Linked DNA regions of Homo sapiens: regions 2 and 3 are each linked to region 1. Evidence: chromatin contacts called from ENCODE Hi-C or POLR2A ChIA-PET data. All regions are on one chromosome and are shown on one strand. Each heading gives the region's core, a stretch centred on a gene start or an enhancer-like site at or near the end of the contact. The rest is flanking DNA. Distances are from core to core; before and after follow the strand shown.

Region 1 (3,935 bases), core at 806-3,305:
CAGCAAAAATATCTTTGAAAACTTTTTATTCCAATCTTCCCATCTTGCAAAGAAGAACACTGAGGCCCACAGGAGGAAGTTTATGTCAGGACAGCTGGTAGCTACAAAATTTGTGAGGATCAGTGCAAAATAAAAATGTGTGGCCCCTTGTTCAAAAATGTGAGGGGCTGGGCACAGTGGTTCACACCTGTAATCTCAGCACTTTGGGAAGTGAAGGCTAGCGGATCACCTGAGGTCAGGAGTTCAAGACCAGCCTGGCCAACATGGTGAAACCCCGTCTCTACTACAAATACAAAAAATTAGCCAGGCATGGTGGTGCACACCTGTAATCCCAGCTACTCAGGAGGCTGAGGCAGGAGAATCACTTGAACCTGGGAGGCAGAGGTTGCAATGAGCTGAGATCACGCCACTGCACTCCAACCTGGGTGACAAGAGTGAAGCTCCGTGTCAAAAAAGAAAAAGAGGATTTCAAGACGGTGACAGCAGAGACTGAAGCCAAGCATAGGACCCTCCTGGCTGGGGCCCAGGTCAGTGACCAGGAGGTGGCTGTGGTGCACGACAAGGGCTATAAGCCTAGTTCTGATCATGGTTAATTGGGGCTGCTTTCCGTCATTGAATAGAATTGTTGACCATCTGCTCCCCTTGTCTCCTTGCAGTTATGCTTTACTTAGAGCTCATATCAGATTTGATAGTTTCGTAGGTTTGCTGCACTCCATCTTCTGTCCTTGCACACAAACTGAAATCAACGACAAAAACATAACCCCCGAGGAGGCGCCCACAGGAACACAGCTTAGGAAGCATGCCGTGGCCCTGCTGAACCCTGGGGAGCAAGAAGGAAGAAGAGGTCGACCTTGTCCCTTGCTCCTCCAAGCAACTCCCAGCTGTGCAGAGCCTCAGCCTGTCTTAGAGAAGCAGCTGGAGGCTGTCTCTCTTTGGGGTACAGCAGTTCCCTAAAGCCCAAGCCTTCCTGACTAGCACAGGCTCCGTGTTCTGGGTGGTCTCAGGAGTCTTCTGCCGGGCTTGGAGAGACTTAACAGAGACAGCACTGAGCCCCAGCTCGAACGACTGCCTGTGGGCTGAGGAAATCCTCAGAAGGCAGGAGCCAGGCTGAGGATACTGATTAGTAGTTCAGACATTCAGGCCTGGGGATGGATGTAGTCACAGCCTCTCAGCTAGCTAGTGTAAAAACCTTCTCTGTAAACAATGTCACCACCGGGAGGAGATTCTCTCCCGGAGAAGGGGATATGCATACATGCACATGTTTGAGCACTGGTACTCACACACTTGCATTTACAAGGACTTGTAGCCCTTGTCGTGCACCACAGCCACCTCCTGGTCACTGACCTGGGCCCCAGCCAGGAGGGTCCTATGCTTGGCTTCAGTCTCTGCTGTCACCATCTTGAAATCCCTCTTTATTTATTTTATTATTATTTTTTTAATGCAAGTGCTCACTCACACACTTGGATTTACATGCACAAGAGTACAGATGCATATGCGCACATCCCAAATTAAAGGCGTCCAGAGATTGAAATGACACTGGCTAGCTGTTCTAGATGCAAAGTGAACACAATCTGTGACGCCCCCTAAAACAAAAACTGACTGTCCATACATTGCCACATTATATAAGAATTCCGCTTGCCATAAGGCTGGTGGAGCCATGTCTTAAAATGCGTGCTGTGCTCTCTTTAAAACTGTCAGAGGATTTGCATGCCTGCAGCAGCACAGTCAGCTTCAGAGCATCGTCATTACCCTCCAGAGAAGCAGGCATCTTTTCTGTTGCAGCGGTGCTGCCGTTTTGGTGGCCAGAATAGTCTTCTCCCACCGCCCCTCCCACCCCCGCCCCTCAGAGCACCCTCTGCACCCTCATAGACCCTTGTTTATGCACAGAACAAGCAGAGCACAGGTGAGGGCTAGAGGCCGCGCGCGGCACGTAGGGGGTTGTTGATGACGCCCGCTACTCCGGTGCATGCTGGGGATTGTAATTCACGCCCGTGACGCCAGGCAGGCGCAGCCCTGGTGCAGTGCATCCTGGGGATTGTAGTTTACGCTTGCTACTAAGGGCGGTCGCAGTGCATGCTGGGGATTTAGTGCGCCCTGGCACCATCTTGCTTGCATTCTGGGTAGAGTCATGGGGTTTGGGGCGGTGTCCTCAGTGCGCAGAGCGGCTTAAATCAGAGGCTGAGCCCGGCGCTTCCATATCACGCTGTACTCTAGCTAAGGACTGGGAAGCAAGTCTATCCAAGGCTCCTTCATGTAACCACGCGGCAGTTGGCAGGCACTAGTCCTAGACAACTGAGTTCTCCCTGAAGAAGAGTTAAAGCAAAATAAAAACTCACAAAAAGGAAAACAACACGAATAAAAAGAACTAGCATGGGACCTAAAGGACGTTGCTGAACAAGGAAAAGAGCCCATCAGGTAGAAGACCCAGAGGAACACCAGGCCTCTGAAAACTATTTCTGAACCTAAAATAAAGATATTTAGAAAACTGTTTAGGATCTTTCTTTAAAAAAATAATAATAATAATTTTAGTTTTAATGATTGACAAATGAAAATGAAATACGTGTATGGTGTGCAAAATGACGTTTTAATATATGTATACATTGTGGAATGAATAAATCAGGCTAATCAATATCCACTACCTCACATACTTTGTGTGTGTACCTTGCGAACATTGAAAATGTAGTCTTAGCAATTTTCAAGTATGCAATACATGTTAATATATTAATAATATAATTAATATAGTTAATGATTAACTATAATCACCGTGTTATACAATAGATCTCCTCAGCTTATTCCTCCTAATGACAATTTTGTATGCTTTGATCAGCCTCTCCCCATGCCTCCCTGCATTTCCCTCTGCCAGGATAACCACCATTCTACTCTCTTCTATGAGTTTGATTTTTTTGGATTCTCTATAAAACTGAGGTCATGCAGGATCTGTCTCTCTGTTTCTGGCTTATTTTACTGAGCTTAATGTCCTCCTAGGTCATCCACATTGTCACAAATGATAGGATTTCCCCATTGTGTTAAGGCTGAATAGTATTCCATTGTGTATATATGCTACCTATTCTTTATCCATTTACCTGTTGATAGGTACTTGGGTGGATTCCATATCTTGGCTGTTGTAAATAATACTGCAGGGAGCATGGGAGTTCGGTCTGTCTTTGACATACTGATTCCATTTCCTTTGTATATAGCCAGAAGGTGAAATGCTGAATCATATGGCAGCTCTACTTAACTTCTTGAGGAGCTTCCATACTGCATTCCATAATGGCTGCACTAATTTACGTATCCATCAACAACGCAAGATTCTCTTTCCCCACATCCTCCCATATCCTTGTTACCTCTTGCCCTTTTGATAACAGGCATCGTAACAACAGGTATGAGGTGATATTTTATTGTGGTTTTAATTTGCATTTCCCTGATGATTAGTAATGTTGAGCATTTTCTCATACACCTGTTGGCCATTTGTAGCCTTATTTTGAGAAATGTCTTTTCAGGTTCTTTGCCCATTTTTTAATCAGGTTTGTTGTTTCCTTAGTATGGAGTTTTTTTGAGTTTCTTGTGTATTTTAAATATTAACTGTTTATCAGAGGTATGGTTCCACAAATATTTTCTTCCATTCTCCAGGCTGTCTCTTCACTCTGTTGTTTCCTTTGCTGTGCAGAAGCTTTTAATTTAATATAAACATATTTGTCTATTTTTGCTTTTGTTGTCTCTGCTTTTGGGATCAAACTCAAAAGATCTTTACCCAGACCAATGCCAGAAAGCTTTTCTCTATTTTTTTTTTCTAGTAGTTTTTCAGTTTTTGGTCTTAGAGTTTAGTCTTTAATCCATTTAGAATTAATTTTTGTCTATAAGGTGAAATCGGAGTCCAGTTTCATTCTTCTGCCTATGGGTGTCTAGTTTTCCTAACATCATTTATTGAAGAGAGT
Region 2 (3,794 bases), core at 1,262-3,761, 760 kb before region 1:
AATGCTGAGTTTGGCAGGGCAGGTCATTAGTAACCTCTTTCCGCGGGAGGGTGAATTAAGTCTAAGGGAAGTTAAGGGGCTTGCTGGGGGCCTGGCTGGCACCAAGCCTGGAACTGGGGGTCTCGGGGACGCCTGGGCGCGCGCCAGCGGGTAGTTTCCCACACGCTTCGCAGCAGCTTCCCCTTCCCGCAAACTCCGCGGGCTGCAGAGACGCTTCCAGCCCTCTGCAGACGTGGAGAGCAAGGGCCGCGGCGACGTGGAGCCTGGCACAAGGCCCGCGGAGCACACACGCCCTTGGGTGGCAGGCGACCCCGCGCCCGGACCCCACGCCCACTCTAGCATCGGTCCCAGAGAAGGTCCCTCCGGGCTGAGGCCAAAGCCAGTGTGCTCCCTCCCCGAGGTGGCGCTACACGGTCCCATCCCCTCTGGACTGCCGAGGCCCTGATCCTCACCTGCCACCCGCCCACTGGAGCTGGGCTAAGGGGTCACCTGCGGCCGTGACCAAGGTCCGTGAGGAAGGTGACAGAAGCCGGGAATCGGAGAGGAACTGGCACCCCCGGGGAGCTCTGTACGCCTGCGCGTGCCGGGCCGCGGCGCGCCTAGTTCTGCTCAGGCCCGATGCAGGAACCCGAGGCCCTGCCCCCAGGCCGGAAATGGGGTTCGTTTCCGGTTCGTCTGCTGTGGGCGGGGCCTGGAGCCCTAGGTGTGAACGCGCACAGGCAACCAGGAGCCGGTAGTTGAGGGGAGCGGACCCTGTACTTGGAAATGGGAACGGAGACTCCACTCCACCTAGCCTGATTCTGTCACTCAGAGGCAATAGGCAAGCCTGTGGCAGATGGGGCGGGTGAAAGGGAGTCGCTTAGGCTATTTTTATTGACCAGCATATCCTAGAAATCAGTGTTTCTATGGATTTGTCTTTGTGTTTATCTGTATTTTGTAAGTTTCTTACCATGCACCTGCAGTACTTGTATAATAAAATTAATGATAAAGATATCAGTGATAGATGGGTGGGTTTAATCCCGAAGTATGAAGGCCCTCTTAGCTCCGCAAGTTAATATCGGCAAACAGAGTGGTTGAATAGGATGATTCTCATGTCTGGGCCATTGCTTACTTGATTTCTTTCTTTCTTGTTTTTGCTTACTTGATTTCTTTCTTTTCTTTTCTTTTTTTTTGACCGACTCTGGCTCTGTCGCCCAGGCTGGAGTGCAGTGGCGCGATCTCGGTTCACTGCAACCTCCGCCTCCCGGGTTCAAGCGATTCTCCTGCCTCAGCCTCCCGAGTAGCTGGGATTACAGGCGCGTGCCACCACGCTGGGCTAAGTTTCGTATTTTTAGTAGAGACGGGGTTTCACTGTGTTGGCCAGGCAGGTCTCGAACTGACCTTGTGATCCACCCTCCTCAGCCTCCCAAAATGCTGGGGTTACAAGCGTGAGCCACCGCGCCCGGCCTGCTCATTTGATTTCTCATGTAATCTCTAAAATTTCATACACTCAACAGATACTCATCCAGCCTTAACTCAATACCACGCGCCTTGCCCAACTGAGCAAAACGAGACCCAACCATTTCCGTCACGGAGATCAATAAAGGGTAGAGGGGAAAGCTAATCACAGAAATGGAGGAAAGGTGCGTGGTCCTGGAAGCCCCGGTGGAACCAGGCTAGCGGCGTGGTTCAGCTATGATGTATTTTGGAGTCCTTGCGATGCCATTTCTGCTGGCCCAAGGCCAGGGCAGGCACTTTGAGCAGGATGCGAAAGAGGGGCAGTCTCTCCACCACAAGTCTTTAGTCTTTGGAGACCTCTAGGAACCCCAGGGCCTTCCCTTCCGACTCCCATTCGGAGGCATATGCAGTCCAGGACCACCAGTGGTGCGGTGCCGGCTTTCATAACCCCATCCTTGGTAGTGCTTTCTTTGCCACACAGTGCTGGGCACCTGCAGAAATGCATTAGGCATGGCCCTGACTTAGGGCACCTTGGGCCGAACCTAAGGGAGTCAGCTCAGGTGCCCATCCTGGCTACCCAATGGACCAATGAGCGCTGCGACTGTGTTACTCAACTTTGCAGCGTCTCATCGGTAAAATGGAAGTGTAACAGCTTATTCATAGGGTTGGATGAAGCTCCTTATGGCAGTGCGTGTGAAGCGCTGGCCCAGCGCTCAGGAACGCCAAGTACATACAAATGACAATACATGGCGGCGCCCAACTACGGCGTGAGCGATTCTTAGATGCGATGGCTAGCTAAGGCTAATCGCCGCTTGCTCCCGACGGCCTGCGCTCGGAGCCGGCCTCCACCCACAGCCGGCCTCCGCGGCCCGCTCCGCCCACCAACTTATTTCCTCTGGGCCGGGTTCTCACCTCCAGGAGTCCCCGCGCTGAGAGCCCGGATGTGAGCCCAAGTGGCCATGCGCACAAGCCAGCGCCGCTGCCATTGGTCGCTGGTGAGGAACAGATTGATGACACATCCGAAAAATAGGAAGTGGCCACTACGGAAGCTGTTCTGGGCCAGAAAGACTTCCAGTTTGGAGTCGTTTGCTGCGGGGAGGGAATGAATGGGCGCTGGGAACACGCCCGCGAGGTGGGGACGCGCCGGCCGTAGCGAGGTCCTTAGCGTGTGAGTGGCCGGGGTCGGGTCGCTTCCCCGCAGCATGGAGGACGATGCACCAGTGATCTACGGGCTGGAGTTCCAGGTGGGTCACTGGGAGGGCGGCAGGTGCTGCTCGGCCTGGCTGTTGATAGCATGCGCGGTCCCATGGTGACTTCGGTTTGCAGATCTCCCACCAGCCCTGCAAGGACCCGTGTCTGTTCCCTAGTTCCCATTTTGCAGAGAAGTAAACTGAGGCTTTAGGAGGTTAAACGGTTGTACTGGATAACAGGGTTGGCCACAGCCGGCCTGCCTCCTTCCCCTTCACATCCTGTCCCGAACATGACTTCTGACCTGGAAGTTATCACTCACTTTGGTGGACTCATTTATTTACACGCCCACCTTTTCCTCTAGAATTTGAGTTCCTGAAGGTAGGAACTGTATGTTGTTTAAAATAAAAATGTTTGATTTTGAAACAATTTAAAGTATTTAGAAGAGTTGTAAAAATACATAGAAAGTTCTTCTTTACCCTCCACCCAGCTTCCCTTAATGTTAACACTTTACATAACCATCGTACATTTATCACAGCTTAGAAATTAACATTGGTACACTAATATTCAGTAAACCACAGACTGTCTTCGGATTCAACTGTTTTCACACTAGTTTTTTACCTTGTATTTTCCAGTGCCTTTTCATGACTGTCACATAGTAGGTGTTCAACAAATGACTATGAACCGAATGAGCCCCCAGAGCATAAGCAATGCACATGGTAGTTCAGGACAGCAAGAAAGCTGCCGTGGATAGAGTAAATGCGTCAGGGGGAATGAGGTAGGGGATGAGATGAGCGGGGGAGGAAGATGAGGATTGTGTAGGGCCTGTTAGAGCCCTGTCCTGGTTTTCATCTATTCAAGTAGCTTTTGAGAATGTGTTATGCCTAAAGCACTGAGGGACAGATAGAGAGATAGAAACACAGTTCACTGCCATATGAAATACTTGATACATAATTTTGTGCAGCAGTATGTGTTAAAGATATAAATGATGTCTGCTTTTTTTTTTTTTTTTTGAGATGGAGTCTTGCTCCGTTGCCCAGGCTAGAGTGCAGTGGCGTGACCTCGGCTCACTGCAACCTCCGCCTCCCGGGTTTAAGTGATTCTCCTGCCTCAACCTCCCAAGTAGCTGGGATTACAGGCACCCGCCACCACGCCCGACTAATTTTTGT
Region 3 (3,737 bases), core at 69-2,568, 940 kb before region 1:
CTGGGCCGTTCCTTCTTCCTAGAATGTCCTGCTTCTTTCTCTTTGTCTAACTCATGTGAATGAACTTTTTAAAAAATTAGTATCCTTCAAAACTGTATTTGCTCAGGCGTTCTGATGTGAGGCCCTCCTGACTCTCCAGGTGCGGGTGCTTCTCTGCTCTGTGTCTCTCACCTCCAACAGCTTGTTCTGCCTGCGCACTATTTGCTGATGTGTTATCTCCGGGGATTCTCGAATTTCTCACCTTCATCCCCAAGGCCTGACAAAATACATGGCAGGTGTGCAAAAGGCTTGTTAGAAGACCTTAAGAAAATTAAAGAAAAGTGGTTTAAAAATAATTCGAATAACAATGTTTGCCAATGGAGACTTTTTTTTTTTTTTTGAGACGGAATCACGCTCTGTCGCCCAGATGCAACCTCCACCTCTCGAGTTCGAGCGCCTCTCCTGCTTCAGCCTCCTGAGTAGCTGGGATTACAGGCGCAGGCGACCACGCCCGGCTAATTTTTGTATTTTTAGTAGAGACAGGGTTTCATCATATTGGCCAGGATGGTCTCGATCTCCTGACCTGGTGATCCACCCGCCTTGGCCTCCCAAAGTGCTGAGATTACAGGCGTAAGCCACCACGCCCCTCCAACCCATGAACACTTTTAAAATTACTTGATTTGCTTACAGAGCAAAAGGTCAAATGGGGAGAATTCTAAAAGTTACCTTCTCAACTCAGTTTTCTCCCGGGTCGTGGTGCTTGAGGCACTGGATATCCCCTGGTTAAACACCCACGTGCAGTGGAGCAGGGAGGGGACGCGCCCCTTCGGGGGTGGGCGCCCAAGGCAAGGGGAGGAATGCGGCTTCCACGGCCTCCCCTCTCGCCCTCCTTTGTGCTTATTCTAATTCATGAATTCTAACATCTTTCTGCCCACTAAAAAATGTGCATTCATTCATCTGGCCACAGCCCTTACTGTAGATCCGCATCCCTGGAGCTCTCGAGGAGCCGCGGTTACCGCACGTGGGTGCCGGGCGCCAGGGGGTTCAAGGGCTTCCCGCGGTGACCCGAGCACGCCGGGGCGTGGCCCCCGAACTGCGGCCTGGGGGCGGGGAGAGAAGGGGCCCAACATGGTCCATCTCGACCTTCCTCTGCCGGGCCCAGGGCTTCAGCCCCGCTCCCATAGGCCCCGCCCCATCCCAGACCTCGCCCGCCTTCGGGATCTCAGCCCTGGCTCCGCTTCTTCAAGTACCGACAGGAAGTTGACGAGTTCGGGCTCGTCAGGGGCCGAGCTCCGGGCTCCGCCCTACGACACCGCCCCTCCCTAGGCCCCGGCCCTCATCAGGACTCCGCCCAGACGTGCGTCATCTTCCCGCGCCGGTGACGGAAGTGCGGTGTTGAGCGCCGGCGGCTCGCGCCCACGCTGGGCCGGGAGTCGAAATGCTTCCCGGTGCCGGGAGTGAGCGATGAGCTGGCTTCTGTTCCTGGCCCACAGAGTCGCCTTGGCCGCCTTGCCCTGCCGCCGCGGCTCTCGCGGGTTCGGGATGTTCTATGCCGTGAGGAGGGGCCGCAAGACCGGGGTCTTTCTGACCTGGTGAGTGGCCCGCCCGCCGAGGCGCCTCCCTGCCGGCATCGGGGTCGAGGGAGGCCGGAGCCCGGCTAACCCCGGCGGCGGGAGCCTGGCGGTCCGAGTCTGTGCCGCGCGCTGTGGCTGTGGGTGGTCGGGGGACCGCCTCGTTTTCCTGCTCGGCCGGCGGGGTTCCAGGAGGCTCATGGCCTGGGACTGGAACGCACCGAAGACTTGTTTGAAATATCAGAAACGTCGCGTAAAGGTTAGGGGTGGCCTAATAAACCCTGTGTTTAATCCTCCATCTTTGTTGCAGTTAAAGTGCAACAAAAAGTGACACGTAATCAGAACGAACCCCCGTTACCAGAAGACTTTCCGTACCAGCTAAATTGGGATTGGAACTCAGTACCTAATCTTCCCTTTTAAAAAAGGCAAATTCTAATAAGCCAGTATTTGCAGTTGGATCCTTGTAACAACCCTTGGAGGTGAGAGGGATTATTCTCACTTTCAGGTATAGTTCTTGGGGTCAGGAAGTTCCCAGGGCATGTAACTGACAGAGAAAGGACTTGAGCCCAGCTGTTCTGACTGTACCACCAGAACTCTTCCCACTACAAGATACCAAAGTTCGTTACCTGTGTTTCCCCATGCACGGCAGCTACAGTATTGAGGAAGAAGCATCTCAGAAGTTGACCTTTTTGTTGTAAAGAAATGGTTAATATTTTTTTCAAAGACCGCAGTATTTTGTTATGCTTTGAGTTTGACGAAAGCCTTATGGTGCTGGTGTGCTGGCTGGCTGGCATACAGTAGAACACAGGTGTAGAGTCTGACGTGCAGGATAAAACTATAAGGTGCGACTCTGCCCTTTTCACGCAAAAATTGGTCCTCTATATCCAGTTTGCATCCTCAGTTTCAGCTAACCATAGATCAAAAATATTTGGAAAAAATTAAAATAGAATACAGTTTTAAAATACGCATAAAAAGACAATACAACTATATAGATTGTATTAGGTATTATAAACTAGAGATGATTTAAAGCATGCAAGAAGATGTGTGTGGGTTATTTGCAAATACACCATTTTATGCAAAGGACTTAAGCATCCTCTGATGTTGGTATCTGTGATGGGGTGGAGGACTTCCTGGAATCAGTCTCCCTCAGATACCAAGGGACAACTGTATTTCCAACCTTAAGAATCTCAATAAAAAAGGGGATAAGTTAGAGAAGGAAGAAGGAAATAACATTGCACATCTTTTCCAGGAATGAGTGCAGAGCACAGGTGGACCGGTTTCCTGCTGCCAGATTTAAGAAGTTTGCCACAGAGGATGAGGCCTGGGCCTTTGTCAGGAAATCTGCAAGCCCGGAAGTTTCAGAAGGTAGTCACCTCTCATATCAGTGTGACATTTTAACCTATTCAAAGGCTTTCATATGCCAGATGGCATTTGATCTATATAGCTACCCTCTAGGCATGTAGGGAACCTCGTGTGATTGTTTTCATTTTACAAATTAGGGAACAGACTGAAAGCAGTTACAAATAGTGGTTCATATTACTTACAGTATTAGGGATAAGCCAGGACTCAGCTCTCCTGTTCCATTCAGCCTTTTATGCCATAATTCCTTGTCTTTTTTTAAAAAAATACTTGTCCAGCCTGGCCAACATGATGAAACTCCATCTCTACTAAAATACAAAAATTAGCTGGGCATGGTGGCGCACACCTGTAATCCCAGCTACTCGGGAGGCTGAGGTGGGAGAATTGCTTGAGCCCGAGAAGTGGAGGCTACAGTGAGCCGAGATTGCACCACTGCACTCCAGCCTGGGTGACAGGGCAAGACTCGTCAAAAAAAAAAAAAAAAAACTTACATAGTTATTGGACTGGATGGGCTACAGTTTACAGGAATGAGTGTGGTTCTTTCCATGGCATGCCCCTTTGTGGTGTTGCCTTTTTATTGAGAACAGAGTCACACAATCTGAATTTCTTCTTTTTTTTTTTCCTTGAGACAGAGTCTCTGTTGCGCAGGCTGGAGTGCAGTGGCACAATCTTGGCTCACTGCAGTCTCTGCCTCCTGCGTTCAAGCGATTCTCCTGCTTCAGCTTCCGGAGTAGCTGGGATTACAGGTGCGTGCCACCACGCCCGGCTAATTTTTGTATTTTTTTTAGTAGAGATGGGATTTCACCATATTGGCCAGGCTGGTCTTAA

What was found. Hi-C counts contacts between places; a loop is a spot of excess contacts on that map. ChIA-PET counts read pairs that join two places held with the same protein, here RNA polymerase II (POLR2A). Pooled maps may share reads with other maps.
Region 2: a loop to region 1 is called in a map of B cell, with 23 times the contacts of the local background. The contact joins the promoter of EIPR1 here to the enhancer-like site in region 1. A Hi-C loop is called at or near these places in 6 of 168 maps with a recorded cell type or tissue (B cell, CD4-positive, alpha-beta T cell, CD8-positive, alpha-beta T cell and 2 more), 4 of 37 single-sample maps with no recorded cell type and 19 of 50 pooled maps. POLR2A ChIA-PET finds 5 or more read pairs at or near these places in 2 of 52 experiments (naive thymus-derived CD4-positive, alpha-beta T cell and naive thymus-derived CD8-positive, alpha-beta T cell).
Region 3: a map of naive thymus-derived CD4-positive, alpha-beta T cell shows a loop between it and region 1 (17-fold over the local background). The contact joins the promoter of RNASEH1-DT here to the enhancer-like site in region 1. A Hi-C loop is called at or near these places in 2 of 168 maps with a recorded cell type or tissue (both naive thymus-derived CD4-positive, alpha-beta T cell), 2 of 37 single-sample maps with no recorded cell type and 10 of 50 pooled maps. POLR2A ChIA-PET finds 5 or more read pairs at or near these places in 1 of 52 experiments (CD8-positive, alpha-beta T cell).

Annotation. Positions count from the first base shown.
Region 1 is chr2:2,611,656-2,615,590 of GRCh38, reverse strand. No RefSeq gene overlaps it. Among named protein-coding and RNA genes, the nearest start is that of MYT1L, 280 kb to the right of the region's middle. Within about 2 kb of position 2,055, at least 14 of the 41 ENCODE cell types and tissues checked have a DNase peak (open chromatin) inside an H3K27ac peak, as active enhancers do; they include B cell, CD8-positive, alpha-beta T cell and psoas muscle, where a contact is called at or near this core.
Region 2 is chr2:3,376,535-3,380,328 of GRCh38, reverse strand. EIPR1 (EARP complex and GARP complex interacting protein 1) reads left to right here and starts at 2,511. Exons shown (of 9, transcript NM_003310.5): 1 at 2,511-2,681. The coding sequence starts at 2,640. TRAPPC12 (trafficking protein particle complex subunit 12) reads right to left here and starts at 635. Exons shown (of 12, transcript NM_016030.6): 1 at 453-635. RefSeq lists silencers at 615-664, 2,228-2,287 and enhancers at 1,153-1,669, 1,670-2,186, 2,458-2,507, 2,528-2,707, 2,728-3,007.
Region 3 is chr2:3,555,967-3,559,703 of GRCh38, reverse strand. It overlaps RNASEH1-DT (RNASEH1 divergent transcript), which reads right to left and starts at 1,318. Exons shown (of 3, transcript NR_038429.1): 1 at 706-1,318; 2 at 1-256. RNASEH1 (ribonuclease H1) reads left to right here and starts at 1,371. Exons shown (of 8, transcript NM_002936.6): 1 at 1,371-1,571; 2 at 2,800-2,915. The coding sequence starts at 1,444. RefSeq lists silencers at 920-1,239, 1,610-1,709 and an enhancer at 1,270-1,519.